Regions from separate parts of the Homo sapiens genome. Here region 2 is linked to region 1. A link is an interaction called in ENCODE POLR2A ChIA-PET data of the cell type or tissue named here. Cell type or tissue: HepG2. All regions are shown on one strand. Links, peaks and the distances in the headings refer to the core of each region. The heading gives the core; the rest is flanking DNA.

Region 1 (2,806 bases), core at 51-2,550:
CCGTCTCCCGGGTTCCAGTGATTCTCCTGCCTCAGCCTCCCAAGTAGCTGGGATTATAGGCACCTACCACCGCACTCCACTAATTTTTGTATTTTTAGTAGAGGCGGGGTTTCACCATGTTGGCCAGGCTAGTCTCAAACTCCTGACCTCGTGATCCACCTGCCTCGGCCTCCCAATGTGCTGGGATTACAGGCGTTAAGCCACTACACACGGCCAATTGAATATAGTTTTTCTATGCCACAGATTAAGTGATCTCTAGGCAAAAATGTGCAGATAATCCACCACAGACTAAAGTGGCCAACCAAATAACTTGGGTTTTAATAGACACTTTAGAAAGCCTCCTGCTCAACTTCCCACCCGATGAGGAAGCAAATGTATATTAGGACTTTACACAATGCCTGGCACACAGTTAAGTGCTTAAGAAATATTCATTCTTCACAATGCAAGGAGCTCGTGGTAGACTGTGGTCTCAGCCTTGGCCAGAGCACTTTCACTTACTATGTTACAACTTTGTACGGTGTTCTGTTCTAAGAAGGAATAGTTCTCCCTTGAAATGTAAACACCATGAAATCAGGGACTTTGTTCTATTCAATAATGTATTCCTAGTGCTAGAGGAGGATCTTAAACATGGCAGATGCTAAAAAAAATCTGTATTTTAAATGTATGGATAAATGAATAAACCATTGTTGGAAAGGTATTAGAAACAGTACCTTATTAGAAACAGTAGTTCTCAAGAAATGGATTGGGAATTCAGAGGAAGAGCTGGTACCCTATCATGGCAGGTGGCCCCTAGAAGAGTCATTTGAAGTCATGTGACCCTCTGGTAGATGAATGGTTCCCAAGCTGTGGTGTGGGTCCTCCATGACAGCAGCCTTGGTCTGGTCCAAATGACATGTGTAGGATGAGCTTACACCTGCACAAAATTTATGGACAGCATAAGGAAAGGTAAGCCAATGTTGGAAATGCACCAATCACATTTTGAAAAGATAAGATGGTTTGTGGTGTCCGTCCTCTTCCTCTTCCTTTGTCTCTCATTCCCATTCTGCAGAGATCCTTGATTTGTAGCCAATCAATCCTTATCTCTGCAGCATGAATTTGTACAAAATCAGGTCATCAAGGAATCCAGAAAATGAAAATTAAGAAGAAAATTGTATGCCAACTGACCTTGTGCCCAGATGGGGGATAATATTTGTGGCAGCTAATTTTTAAATGAGGAAACAAAAATGAAGTAGAAAAAAATTTAATACCTTTGATTTTTTTTAAAGAGATAAAATAGCTTTGTGTTATCTCCTATAATCTTTATAAATCCTTCACTCGGTGCAAGCTTCCTGCCGAATCTCTGAAAAACATATCACATGACACAAAACCACCAGGTTTCATGATGAAAGAAGAAAAGCATCCAGTGCACTCCAAGCCCACCCCCACCTTGATACTACTTGTTCACAAAAGACGGGTTGTGGCTCTTGGGGATTTGTTGATCAAAGTTCCAGTCATGCTGACTGAAAGGGTGTTCTGTTTTCAAAGTGATTATTGAGCCACTTTAAAAACACTTTAACTTGTGGGTTTGCCTCATTCTATTTGAGTCCAGATTTCACAATAATGTAATGAAGGAAGCCCTGTGGTACTGCCTGTGTCATCTTAATTTATCAGGAAACCACAACCTTGCACATCTTTTCCAAGTGACTTTTTTTTTTTTGGTTTGTTTGGCCACGATAGCCATGTTCAGGGCTGTTTGGACCCTTCCTGGTTTGGTGCTTGGCCTGGGTTCCAGGGTTGAAGGGCCAGTGCATCAACTCCACAAGGTTCTGAGTCTCTCTTGGCACCTTTAGAACTGCCTGCTCTCTGTTCCTTCTATCAGGTTTCAGGCACTCCTGTGCTCTTTGAGTAATCAAGGTTTTATTGTAAAAACCCATTCAAATCCCCAAAGAGCTGTGAAATATTTGTTTCACTTTTCTCTCTGCTTCAGTGGGTATTTTATGTGAACTGTAAACTTGGGAAACATAAAAAGAAAAAATTAAAAAGAAATATGTAGGCTTGGTAAGAATCAGAAAAAAAAAACCCACGAACAATGCTTCAGTGAGTACACTACGAATATAGAATGCATTTAGCCAATTTGATATATTCTTTACATTTTCTTTATGATTTGTTCCTGTTGGGATGACTGAACATTTATTTAAACTGTAGATAGGATCTTCATGTTACTTAAGGACTTGACTACTCTACTTTTAGAATTTTTTAACCAACTTGAAAAGGTACTTAGTTATACTGAAAGTGTATTTTAAAAGGTATCTGTTGTTTCTTTTAGGAACATCCATTTCTTTCATCTCTACTTTTATTCTTTTTTTTTAATCAATTTTCATTTTAAGTTCCGAGATACATGTGAGGGATGTGCAGGTTTGTTACGTAGGTAAACGTGGGGCATGGTGGTTTGCTGCACAGATCAACTCATCCCCTAGGTATTAAGCCCAGCATCCCTTAGCTGTTCTTCCTGATGCTCTCCCTCCCCCGCCCCCGCCGTCAGACCCCAGTGTGTGTTGTTCCCCTCCCAGGTGTCCATGTGTTCTCATCGAGGAACATCAACTTCTAAAATTTTTCTGAATATTTATAGCCCACAAAATGTAAAGGACCTGAATTTCCATTCATGATTTTGTAATAATTATGTTTTTACATAATTTCAAAATGCTACAATTCTAGATATTTAATATTTCTAATGTACTTTATAAAATTGAATTCAGAAATTTACAGATTCTTCTTCTTATCTAATTTCTATTAACGATGAAAGAATTGAATTACCCACATTGTAATT
Region 2 (2,806 bases), core at 199-2,698, 260 kb after region 1:
GGCCGGGCGCGGTGGCTCACGCCTGTAATCCCAGCACTTTGGGAGGCCAAGGCGGGTGGATCACAAGGTCAGGAGATCGAGACCATCCTGGCTAACACGGTGAAACCCCGTCTCTACTAAAAATACAAAAAATTAGCCGGGCGTGGTGGCGGGTGCCTGTAGTCCCAGCTACTCGGGAGGCTGAGGCAGGAGAATGGCGTGAACCCGGGAGGCAGAGCTTGCAGTGAGCCGAGATTGCGCCACTGCACTCCAGCCTGGGTGACAGAGTGAGACTCCGTCTCAAAAAAAAAAAAAAAAAAAAAAAGAAAAAAGAAAAGATCAACACATCCTGTTGTGTTATTCTGAAAGGAAAGCTGTCTTAAGAGGATCAATTGGTTTTAGAAAAAACACAATAGAATCACAAATAATCCAGAGGAGAAATAAAATGTGGAAGGTGGAGGTGACCTCCAGAAAATCCAGGACAGCTGCTGAAGGCACCCTCTGATGAGCTCGGTTACTCAGAAGAGTGAGGATGTGTTGAAGGTATCTGCTGTATGGAGTGGCAGGATGATGTCTGTGATTGAGAAATATAATCCCGGCCAGGCGAGGTGGCTCATGCCTGTAATCCCAGCACTTTGGGAGGCCGAAGCGGGTGGATCCCCTGAGGTCAGGAGTTTGAGACAGGAGTTTGAGGTCAGGAGTTTGCCAACATGGCAAAACCCCGTCTCTACTAAAAAATACAAAAAAAATCAGCTGGGCATGGTGGTGCGTGCCTGTAATTGCAGCTACTTGGGAGGTTGAGGCAGGAGAATAGCTTGAACCCAGGAGGCAGAGGTTGCAGTGAGCCGAGACCGCGCCACTGCACTCCAGCCTGGGCAACAGAGTGAGACCCCATCTCAAAAACAACCCAAAAAACCAAAAAACAAACAAACAAAAAGAAATATAATCCCAGTAGCCCCAGCTGAGCTGGAGGATGGAGACCACTTGGTAGACACTTGTGGATTATTTCCTAGGCTAAATGCAAAAGCTACTGCTGAATAAGGGACATTTTTTTCCAGTCCCAGGCCAGTAGCGACATAGATTTCAGAGTGATCTCTGTGAGATCCTGAAGATCCTGACTGCAGAAAGTAGTGAATTGTCTTCTCTCACCCAGTTTTGTGACATTCCCTTTTCATGCCATTAGGATCTGGCCCCTTCACCGATGTTCGTGCAGCTGTTTACCAACCGCAGCCTCACCCCCAGCCTCCTCCCTATGGCCACTGTGTCACAGACAGTGGTGTGGTCTACTCTGTGGGGATGCAGTGGCTGAAGACACAAGGAAATAAGCAAATGCTTTGCACGTGCCTGGGCAACGGAGTCAGCTGCCAAGAGACAGGTATGCATTATCTTTTTGAAGAATAGGACTGATGACTTTATTATTTAGTTTTTGAAGGACAATACATTTTCAATGTGAAACAATAAAACAAACAAGAAGCCTGTAATCTTACCACCCTGTGATAACAATTAGGGTTGGCATTTGAAATAGTTTCTTCCAATCTTTTTAATTTATGTATTTTCTTTCTGGTCATGGATATCATGGGTAAAAATTTTATTGTATTTATCTGTCTAAAGTGTTGTTACAAGAGAGCTACTTTCTGAATAATCATCAATGTTTTATATTCTAAATCTCAAATTTCAGCAGCTTTGTGATGTAAACATCTTCCAATAACCTAATATATGTATTCTGCACTACAAACATGGTAGTCACTATGGCAATAACAATTGCTACACAATTCTCCCCCAGAATAGTCTCATATATTAATTTTATGGCATAGATATAGTCATAAATATTATCCCAACATCCTTAAGCAGCATCCTTAATTGACCTGTATAAATATAGCTTTACAAATAGAGAAACTGAGGCATGGCAGCAGAAGTGGTCATGAAGGACATCAGCAGAAGAACTCAGGTGTCGTTCTATCCACAGTAGACATGGATTCCTGAGTAATGCATTTTGACTGAAATTAACGAGATGATCATCTATACTCATAGCTTCTTCCTTTGAGGGCACAAGCTCAGTATCTCATTGAAGCCATAAATAAGCAGCTGCTGGTGGGAGATAAAGCATCTCTGTTTACTGACACTCTTTTGATTATGATTGTAGCTGTAACCCAGACTTACGGTGGCAACTCAAATGGAGAGCCATGTGTCTTACCATTCACCTACAATGGCAGGACGTTCTACTCCTGCACCACAGAAGGGCGACAGGACGGACATCTTTGGTGCAGCACAACTTCGAATTATGAGCAGGACCAGAAATACTCTTTCTGCACAGACCACACTGGTGAGTGTCCCAAGGGGGAGCCACAGAAGTGAGAAAAACTCACTTTCATGCCCTAGTTTTATTTGCCAGCATTCTAGCCATTTATTTTGAACCCGCCCAAGAAGCATCGCTTTTGTTCAGTTTGGACTCAAGAGATCGCAGCGCTCACGTAACAGCTGAGGATTCTTCCATCTTCCCCAGTACTGTTGGGAAATGACACCAAGGGAGTAGCCTTCCAGTTCATTTGATTTAACACATTGGGATTATGATGTGATTAAAGATACTTGTATTTTGGAATCAGTAGATGATCCCACAGGGCTGAGGAATACAAAGGATGAATGTTTTAGTGCCTTAGCTTATTTTCCAGTTAAAACAATGTTTTATTCAAAGCTATCATTTAATCTTTTGTGGGGGGGGTGCTGGGGAAATGACAGTGAAAGTGGGATTTAAACCTGTTTTGAAGGTGTGAAGGTAAATATGCTAAGAAGCTTAGAACTATATTATCAGACATTTTTTATTCTGAGA

Evidence for each region. ChIA-PET counts read pairs that join two places held together with the same protein. Peaks named below come from ENCODE experiments on the same cell type or tissue, not always from the same donor. Only the 100,000 strongest peaks of a DNase experiment are listed, where the experiment ranks them.
Region 2: POLR2A ChIA-PET joins it to region 1 with 5 read pairs; 9 of 35 experiments call an interaction of 5 or more read pairs at or near these places.

The regions. Positions count from the first base shown.
Region 1 is chr2:215,680,031-215,682,836 of GRCh38, reverse strand. All of the region lies in intron 5 of LINC00607 (long intergenic non-protein coding RNA 607), which reads left to right. LOC102724861 (a long non-coding RNA gene) reads right to left here. Exons shown (of 8, transcript NR_187737.1): 6 at 711-913. Among named protein-coding and RNA genes, the nearest start is that of LINC01614, 37 kb to the left of the region's middle. In HepG2, for the core only: no CTCF peak of the experiment used is centred there; a DNase peak (open chromatin) is centred at 1,506.
Region 2 is chr2:215,423,642-215,426,447 of GRCh38, reverse strand. FN1 (fibronectin 1) reads left to right here. Exons shown (of 46, transcript NM_212482.4): 7 at 1,163-1,354; 8 at 2,123-2,302. Among named protein-coding and RNA genes, the nearest start is that of FN1-DT, 11 kb to the left of the region's middle. RefSeq lists an enhancer at 1,927-2,806. In HepG2, for the core only: no CTCF peak of the experiment used is centred there; no DNase peak of the experiment used is centred there.